Linked DNA regions of Homo sapiens: region 2 is linked to region 1. Evidence: read pairs that join two places in POLR2A ChIA-PET (ENCODE). Cell type or tissue: MCF 10A. All regions are shown on one strand. Region 1 overlaps GNG4 (G protein subunit gamma 4). Region 2 overlaps LYST (lysosomal trafficking regulator).

Evidence for each region. Peaks named below come from ENCODE experiments on the same cell type or tissue, not always from the same donor. Only the 100,000 strongest peaks of a DNase experiment are listed, where the experiment ranks them.
Region 2: POLR2A ChIA-PET joins it to region 1 with 5 read pairs; 5 of 35 experiments call an interaction of 5 or more read pairs at or near these places.

The regions. Positions count from the first base shown.
Region 1 is chr1:235,586,398-235,591,397 of GRCh38, reverse strand. All of the region lies in intron 2 of GNG4 (G protein subunit gamma 4), which reads left to right. Among named protein-coding and RNA genes, the nearest start is that of GNG4, 61 kb to the left of the region's middle. In MCF 10A, no CTCF peak of the experiment used is centred here; DNase peaks (open chromatin) are centred at 1,987 and 2,247.
Region 2 is chr1:235,660,236-235,665,235 of GRCh38, reverse strand. It overlaps LYST (lysosomal trafficking regulator), which reads left to right. Exons shown (of 53, transcript NM_000081.4): 51 at 615-771; 52 at 1,181-1,252; 53 at 2,158-4,195. The coding sequence ends at 2,296. Among named protein-coding and RNA genes, the nearest start is that of GNG4, 13 kb to the right of the region's middle. In MCF 10A, no CTCF peak of the experiment used is centred here; no DNase peak of the experiment used is centred here.

The DNA of each region.
Region 1 (5,000 bases):
ACCAGGGATTTCCTGCTTTTTTTGCCCACCTCAGGGAAGGGGCTCCCTCCTGACACCTCACTCCCAGGTTAAGCAAGGTTAGGATCACCCAGGGGATGAGTCTGTTCCAGGAGAGCAGGACAGACCAAGTGTGGGGGATGAAATCCTAAGCGCCACTAGGCCAAGGTGGGTAATGAGCCAGGAGCAGTGGCGGAGCAGTGCTTCCTTCCACTCCTGCTGAGGAGCGCTGGGAAATTATGTTACCTAACCTCCTTGAATATATTTCCTTATCTGAAAAATAAGAGGATTGGAACCGGACCTCCATGTTCCCCTGCAATACCAACAGTCAGTGATTCAGAGCCTTGCTACTCAAAGTGTGGTCCGTGGACCAGCAGCCTCACGAAGCTCGTTAGAAGCGCAGGATCTCGGCCCCTACCCCAGAGCCACTCGATCAAAATCTGCATTTTAAAATCCTCAGGTGATTCATATGCACGTTAAAATTCAAAAAGGACTAGTTGAGACAGCCCCTAAGGTACATGAGACATCCTATGCGTCCCATGCAAGGTAATTTGGACACTAAGGAATCACGAAGTAGAAGTGGCTCACAGCCAGCAGTGGTGCTCTCCTTTGGTACGGGCCAGAATCAGCCTGGGAGATTGTAAAATACGGACGTCCAGGTGTGCAGGGCCACAGTGCTGGGAGAAGCCAGAGCAGCCCCTTGGAGAGAGAAAACACAAACACGCACACATGAAATCGCTTAAGGATCACTCTGGGCAACAAGGGTGACTGTCCTAGACACAGAATCAGGGTGAGCCGAGGGCAGCAGAGCAGAGACCGTGGAGCAGGCCTGTTTACCCAGTGCTCCCGAAAGACGGCTTTTCATCCTTACATTAGAATCTCTTCCTTTAGTTACTGAGGGGCCTCTCAGGGGAATCTGTGGTTACCTCTCCACCTTCTTTTTTTTTCCAGACAGTCTCACTCTGTCACCCAGGCTGGAGTGCAGTGGCGCAATCTCGGCTCACTGCAATCTCTGCCTTCCAGGTTCAAGCAATTCTCCTGTCTCAGCCTCCCAAGTAGCTGGGACTACAGGCACCCACCACCATGCCTGGCTAATTTTTGTATTTTTAGTAAAGAGGGGATTTCACCATATTGGTCAGGCTGGTCTCAAACTCCTAACCTCAGGTGATCCACCCACCTCGGCCTCCCAAAGTGCTGGAATTACAGGCATGAGCCACCACACCCAGCCTCTCCACCTTCTTAAGCAAGAATGCAGAAGATTGCAGGGAGGGAAGACTGTTGATGTTGTTGCTTGTTTTAAGATGGTCAGGTGCAGATTGCATAAATATATTTGCATATTCTGAGGAGGAAAAGCGCCAGAGACGTGGACATTACAGGATGGAGGGGTGAGTGTAGGGCAGATCCCTTGGGGAGGGGAGCGGTCTACTGACCTGTGAAGTGTTAGCCTTGGCTGAGAAGATGCCTTCAGCTGCAAGTGACAGATGACCCAACAAATATGGCCTGAACCATGAGGAGTACATTATCTCATTTCAAGGATCAGGAATAGACTTCCAAGGACCCACCCAGCTCAAGGATCCAGGTCATTTTCTCCACTAGACTAGTGACCGTGTCCTTGGTTGATTCCCCAGTGGTTTTATGGCTCTGGCAGCTGCAAACACAACTCAAGGTGGCCAAAGACAGAGCTTTCTCCCCTTGTCCCTCCGTCGGGGAGGAAAACCCTCCCTATGAGTCCCTGCAGATTTCCCCTGATGTCCCATTGAGGAGGACAAGGTCACGTTGTCAGGTTCACAACTATACCAAATGCCCTGCTTGGGGTCAGGTTCCAGCCCATGCTGAGGTTCGAGGGGAGTGGGCGGATGGGCAGGTAGCTGAAGGAACACTCGTGGGGCCATAAGCAGGTGAAATGTAGTTTTACTCAACAGGTCTCTCAGCAGCTGACTCATACCAGCTCTCTCACACTGTCCGCCTTGACTCAGCTGTCTGCTCTGGCTTTGTGGCTCCTCTCAGCAGCCAGCTCCCACACATAGCTGCATGGCCGACTCTCCCCTGCCTTCGGGGTCAGCAGCTTAACTCTTTCTCTCTCTGGGCACGAGCTGAACTGTGCTGTGCCCTGGCTCCCCCTGTCTACCTGCAAAATGGACAGCTTTGGCTCTTTCTCTGGGCGCCAGCATGCCTGTACAGTGTCAGCAGGGCAATAATAGCTTTTACAAACAACAGTGGCTTAGAGCCAAATGATGAGCCTTCCGATGTTATGGCTATATGGCTGTGATGACAAGTGGAGTTATACGCCTGCGCTCTAAACTTGCTGAGTCACTCTGGATGTTTACCTCAGCCTATCCTTGACCAAAGCACAGCCATGTTCCTGACACGCGTGCTCTGGCCTTACAGCAAGGGAGGCAAGAAAGTGAGTCTGCCATTGTCAGCCCCTGGGGAGGAAGGAGGGCCCTGCCGGCAGGGCAGCAAGTCGGGAGCAGCTGTGGGTGGTGTCCTACAGGCTCTGCTGTGGAGGAAGAGCTGCTGCCCTGAGTGGAGGCAAGGATGGATGTGGGTGTGGAGTGGAGTAGGTGGGGTGGGGAACATTAAGGAGGGTTCTCTGCTAATGGCCATTCTGTGTAGACAGAGGGGCTGAGGTCCTCTGCTGAGGAGGAAAGGTCAGAGGTGATGAGGAAGTGATGAAGACTGGAAGAAGAGGATGAAGGGAGGGGGAGATGATTTGGGGCAAGGAGTCCTATTGCCAGGTAGCTCTGAGGGCCTCGCAGAGGCTGGATTGTGGATGTCTGATGGGCAGAGTTTAGTGGGGGGGGTCTCTCCAGCAGCGCTGAGCAGCCCCTTCGTGAGTGTGGAGAGGGGAGGAGTTGGGTCCATACCGAAGCAGGTTTTAGGGACAGAGGAAAGGGCCAGAGAAGCAGACGGCTCTTGGGAGACAGTGGTGGTAGTTGGGTCATGCTGTTGAGGCTAAGTATGGAGCCAGGGGAGGAGGAAGCAGCAGAGAAGGGGCTGAGGGAGAAGCTGGGGTCGGAGAGCACAGCCCCCGCTGGGGGCCAGGTCCAGGGGCCTCGGCTGTGGGTGGCAGACATGGGCTGGAGAGTGGACGCACATGGAGGGCCTGAGAGGGAGGCCATGGAGGGATGGAACCCCCAGAGGGTCACCCACCCGCTTATTTTATCTCCAGCGCACAACAAGGAAAGCACAGTGCGCTGGTGGGACCTTCCCACAGGAAGCCTCCAGCCAGAACTCTCCTCTGCGGAGAGGGTAGGGCATGTGGAAAACGAGCCCTTCTTTTGAACAGCGGAAGAATGAGGAAGGGCTGAGGGATCAGGGCCGTCTGAACAGCGCCTGGGAGGGAGAGAGGTGGGCGCAGCTGCAGGGGCCTGACGGGACTGAGAGTCGGCTCTGCTGCTTTCCCCGGTAACGTTAGCTGTTCCCTCCCCGCCACATGACCCACCTGTGCACATGTGCACACATCCTCAAGGACTCACACTTATACCCACACACTCACACTCCAGACACAAACACACCCCCCACACCCTCTCACACACTCCATACACTTACACACACGTTCACCCCGCATGCTCTGAGACGTGCCTGTATTCACACTCTCACCTTCACACACACACACACCCCCACCCCACACTCTCCCACACTCACCCTCACCCCCACCCTGAACCCTGACCCACACCCACACACACCCTCACACACAGACACCCAACACTCGCACACATACCCCACAGTCACACACACACCCAACACCCTCCCACACTCACACTCCACCCCACATTCACACACCCCACCCCATGCCCTCCCACACTCACACTCACCGCCACCCCACACCCTCCCACATTCACAACCCCAACCCACACCCTGACACACACCCACAACACACCCACCTCACATTCACACACCCCCACCCCCCATCCACACTCTCACACTCACCCCCCACCCTGTACCCTCACACACGCTCACCCACCCTCACACACACACCCCCACCCCTCACCCTCATACATGCTCACACACGTGCTCACACACACACTCACACACACCCCACCCCTGACCCTCATACATGCTCTCACACTCTCACACACACACACCCCTCACCCTCACACACACCCCAACCCACACCTTCACACACACTCACATACACTGTCATCACACACACCCCACCTCACACACTCACACTCACCCACACCCTCACACATACTTTCTGTCACACACACTCACCCCCACACACTCTCACACGCTCACCCCCACCCCACACTTTCACACACTCCTACTCACCACAGACTCCCTCACACACAGTGCAGAGCCCTCCCCTCCTCCCTTTGCCCTGCTCCATGTCCTCTTGGCTTCACCCCTGCTGATCCCAAACTCTACCTCCTCCTCCCCTGAACCTCCCCCAACTCCTAAATGCCCAAGTCAAAGACAAGGGGCGAGAGGGATGGAGTCTAGAATGGGGAGAGCAGGATCAAGATTTGAAGGCAGTCACTGTAGGGTCTGTAGTAGGCTGTTTTGTGTTGCTGTAAAGGAATACTTGATACTGGGTAATTTCTAAAGGAAAGAGGTTTAATTGGCTTATGGTCCTGCAGGTGGTACAGGAAGCATGGCAGCCAGCATCTGTTCCTGGTGAGGCCTCAGGAAGCTTCCACTCATGCAGAAGGTGAAGGGGGAGCCATACTATCACACAGCAAGAGTGGGAGCAAGAGAGACAGCAGGAAGGCGACACACACTTTTAAACAACCAGGTCTTGGATGAACTCAGAGTGACTTTCACTTATCACCAAAGGGTGGCGCTGAGCCCTTCCTGACTGATCTGGCCCCGTGATCCAGTACCTCCCACCAGGACCCACCTCCCACATTGGGAATCGCATTTCGTCATGAGATTTGGAGGGAACAAACATCCAAATCACATCAGAGTCCTTTTTTCATTGCATCAGCTGGGAAGGGTTGGGAACTAGACTGTGTCTCCTCCCTCATTTTGTGTAGACACACAGCAACGCAGACACACAT
Region 2 (5,000 bases), 74 kb before region 1:
TGGTGGTTCATATGCTGAAATATTACAATTACACAAAGATGATTATTTTACCTTGTTACTGTACACATAGATTGCTTCTTCTTATTTTTATTTTTTCGCTGGTTATTGTCTCTTGATTAATACATAAAGATCTATGCAACTTGGCCTGGTGCAGTGGCTCACGCCTGTAATCCCAGCACTTTGGGAGGCCGAGGTGGGCTGATCACTTGAGGTCAGGAGTTCAAGACTAGCCTAGCCAACATGGCAAAAACCCATTTCTACTAAAAATATAAAAATTAGCCGGATGTGGTGGCGTGCACCTGTTGTCCCAGCAACTTAGAAGGCTGAGGCAGAAGAATCTCTTGAATTCAGGAGGCAGTTACAGTGAGCCAAGATCACACCACTGCACTCCAGCCTGGGCGACAGAGTTAGACTCTGTCTCAAAAGAAAATGAAAAAGAAAAATCTGTGCAACTTGTGTAGTAATTTCATTTATACAGTCTTCAGTCATGGGTTGTCTACAAACTTCATCAATAAACAAATGAGCTTGCCCTTCAGGGTTGCCCTTCTGGGGCCAAATGTGGGCTCTGAGACAGCCACATTCTGGTAACCCGCCGGATGATTTGGGTGTTTTAGCTGGCGGAGGCAGTGACCTCAGACTCTGGACGGTGAACGGGGATCTCGTTGGACATGTCCACTGCAGGGAGATCATCTGTTCCGTGGCTTTCTCCAACCAGCCTGAGGGAGTATCTATCAATGTAATCGCTGGGGGATTAGAAAATGGAATTGTAAGGTAAGAGGAATTTGGATTCTCTTTTTTTGATTTCATTCATAAGGACACAGGAGTTTCAGAAATTAATTTTTAATATCTAGGCATATTAATATTCAGTATTTAGAGATTTAAACTCACCTTGGGGTGTAGGTTCTTTAGTTATTCCTGTTTTATTTCTAAATAATAAAGATAGCTTTAGCACAGTTTTGAAGTTTTATGTTAACTATAAAAGATTAACAGTATGGAAGTATACAAAGTTAAAAGTTCTCTTATTCCCACATCTACCCCCTGCAAACTCCCTAGAGGGAACTACTGTTAATTGTTTGTTACATTTCCTTCCACATGATTTTTAACAAATAAACAAATATAGAGGGCTTTTTAGGGAGAGTAATTTTAGTTTGCATAATTAGATGATTTTTTTCCCCTCTAGGTTATGGAGCACATGGGACTTAAAGCCTGTGAGAGAAATTACATTTCCCAAATCAAATAAGCCCATCATCAGGTAAGATCTTCTCCCCCTCTTATGCTTCAGAATACAATTTGTGATTGTATTTTTCGTAGAGAGGTATTTAAGCACACAGACTTAAAGAAATGTGCAATTGAAGTCATCATGAAAAGCCAACCACTTAACACACAGCGGGTTGTCCGTGACCCAGCAGCAAGAGAGACCACACTCCTTGTCTTCATGGAGCTTAAAATCCGAGTCAGTGACTCAGAGTCTAGTGGAAAGGCATGCTTGTAGTGTGTCTCTGGAATCATAGAGACTGTATTTTTTCCTTTCATATTTGACAAGACCATAATGGTGATTGATAGCTGCAGGGGTGCTTGACAAAATAGATAAATAATCAGTTACTCTTTGCTTAGTTAACAAATTTGACTTTAAATAATTAGAAATAAAGTGATTCAAATTTTACTTTATTAAATTAAATGTATTTTCAGTGTACTAAATTTAAAGTTTAAGGAACCTAAATTAATTACTAATGTTACATTTTTTTCCTTTTCTCTTTTAGGGAAATAATATATAGCCATAAAATACTTATTTATCTTTATAAGGAGAAAATATAGTACTGTTATATTTTTAAAAGTTTTGTACACCCAAATATTTGTTGTTTATGTAATAAAGCATAAACAAGGAGGCAAAAGAAGATATGCAAAGAATAGAATGTACTGAGCTTTGTGATCCTGATTTTATTCTATATCACCGCATTTATGAGCATCTCAACTTGTCAGCAGAGTGACTATGTTAGAATTACAGTCAAAACCAATGAGTTGTAGGCAGTCATTTAGTTTATGTCTCTCTGCGCCACTGAAGATAACTTCTTTACACTAACCTCAGTATGATGACCAATATGCTAATACACTTTTAAGAAATATAATGTACAAATGGGAATTTTTTTTTTTTTACAGCCTTACATTTTCTTGTGATGGCCACCATTTGTACACAGCAAACAGTGATGGGACCGTGATTGCCTGGTGTCGGAAGGACCAGCAGCGCTTGAAACAGCCAATGTTCTATTCCTTCCTTAGCAGCTATGCAGCCGGGTGAATGCGAATGAACTTCACGTTCTCCAAAGCACTTTAACTCCAAACTAGATTTGTTGACTTCACCAGTTTTAGGAGGTTGAACCTAAAGAAATGGATGACTGGACAAACCATCCAAATAATGATAAAGTCTATTCATCTGCACAAAATTCTGAAGAGTCACATGATCCTAAGAGGAAAGTTCTGTTCTATTTTAGTGATAATCTGGAAGATTGTGTCAATATGCACTAGCCAACAAGTTTTAAGCCTCGCATGGTACATTAAAATGATATTCTTAAAATTTTTTCCCACCAAGGTATTCCAAAGAAAATATTAAGGTCTCCCCTTTTTCTATGATTCCAAAAGGACCAGTAGAATTTAAATTGGTTGGTTGATTGTTTATATAAAACACACTAAAATTATATTTTAAAAGTTTACTGCCATGAAATACTCCTCCCACCACACACACATGCTCCAAAAGAGGAAAGAAAAAAAGATAATTTTTAGGACTTGATAATTGCTTTCTTTGAGAAGCAAATTATTCAGTAGGTGCCTCTGTACCAAATATTTTATGGAATATCTAAATACTAAAATAAACTATGAATGAATCTCAAAATTAGGCAGTTTTTGCCAGTTGCTTTCTTAGCTCAAAGGAGAACCAGAATTTTTTTGACAGCCACAAACAAGAATACAGGTATCTTGGATTTCAGACACATTCTGTTTCTTCATAAAAATTTTACTTAAAATCTGTAACGCTAGATATTGACTATCCTTAGTTGAGTCACTGAGGTTTAAACACAATGGTAAGTCTTAAAGTCTGCTATTTACAGAGCATTGAATCTGTACCAATTTGCAATAGAAAGCCTTCAGTATGCAAGAAGTTTGCATGGGTATTAAGAACACAGCCTAAATAAGGCATTTGATCTAATCTGCAGGAAGAATTTTCTTCCCCAAAACAGAATTATAAAAGCTTACTTTAAACAGGAGGCAGAATAATTCTTTTAGGAAACCATTTCATTCTGTTTCTACTAACCTATACCATCTGAGAATTCTAGGAAGAATAATAAAATCTCGTGTATTCCACAGCAAACTTACATACCATAAAGACAGAATTCCTAAACATCTTGGAGCCGTCTGTCTCTCCCATATGATGGCTGTCTGTATATTTTTACTTGGGGTGCTGCTTTATTGGCTTTGAAAACACTGTCAGATAAGCTCAGTAATATGTTACCATGGGATAAAAATATGTATCCCTGCCTAAGAATAACTTGTGCATTTGTTATGGAAATTTAATTCATATGGTGTTTACAGTACTACTTTTGTAACTTCCAGACTTTCTAAAACATTCTGCTTAAAAACCATATAAAATATAATTCCAAAGTCTCTGCTGTCAAGATAGATTCGAGAGAAAGCACGTGGCCATGTATGCTTTAACCTTAAACTGCATACACATGTAGTGATACCTAGGCTGCATTTAGATCACCGTGTGCTCAGGCCAGGTGTGAATCCTGAGGTCCATGGAGGTGCAGAGATGAGATTACTCCTATTCACGTTGAAGTGATTTGCTTTGTTAACAAAAAATTGCAGCTATTGTCTAGCTTTCATTTTTTTACTGAGAACTTTAAATTAGTCCCCTATTAGAATAGGGTTGCTACTCATCTTTTTTTAAAAACCGAATTTCATCATTTATCTAAAGAGAAAATATGCAGAATAACTGGTCTTGTTAAGAGTGCAATATTATATTTTTATGTAAAAATAAAAATTAATTTGGGGGGATTATTTATTCAGCATGAAACCTAATATGTATATGTTTGAAATACTTCATAATGTGCATGTTGTAGCAAACATTTCTGTAAATTATCACAAGCTCTGTTACCTTTATATACACTGCCTCTTCAATTTGGAAATAAATTTCATAAAAATAGATGTAAACACCTCTTCTTTAAGCTATTTAAATATTATGAGCAGATCTCAAATCGATGGCTTTCTGTGTAACCCACATAGGTTCTGTCTTTAGCTCCACTATGCATTTATATCACTAGAAAAAGATAACTTTCTTTTTTTTTTTTTTTTTTGAGATGTAGTTTAGCTCTGTCGCCCAGGCTGGAGTGCAGTGGCACGATCTCAGCTCACTGCAACCTCCGCCTCCCAGGTTCAAGCGATTCTCCAGCCTCAGCCTTCCAAGTAGCTGGGACTACAGGAGTGTGCCACGACGCCCGGCTAACTTTTTTTTTTTTTTTTTTTTTTTTTGTATTTTTAGTAGAGACGGGGCTTCACCGTGTTAGCCAGGATGGTCTCAATCTCCTGACCTCGTGATCCACCTGCCTTGGCCTCCCAAAGTGCTGGGATTACAGGTGTGAGCCACCACGCCCGGCCTAACTTTCATTTCTTATTGTGGTTTTTGTACTAAAATTTTATGTTTCAACCTTTACTACCCTTAGATGGTGTGGACACTAGTCCCAAGATCAAACCGCTCATTTTAAAGAAAAAACCATCTGCCCACCCCCGACCCCACAGCAGATCTATATTGAGCCCTTGCCAGGTGCCAGGCACTGTACCAAGTGCTGAGGATATCGTGCTGCACAAAGCACGGTGGTCCCCTGCACTCCTGGAGGTTACAGGCTGGTGGAGAAACCACCATAAATAACACACAATATGTACAGTTACAAACCATGGTAAGTGTTAGGTAAAATATAGGGTACTCTGAAAGAATGTAAGAGGAAGGACTT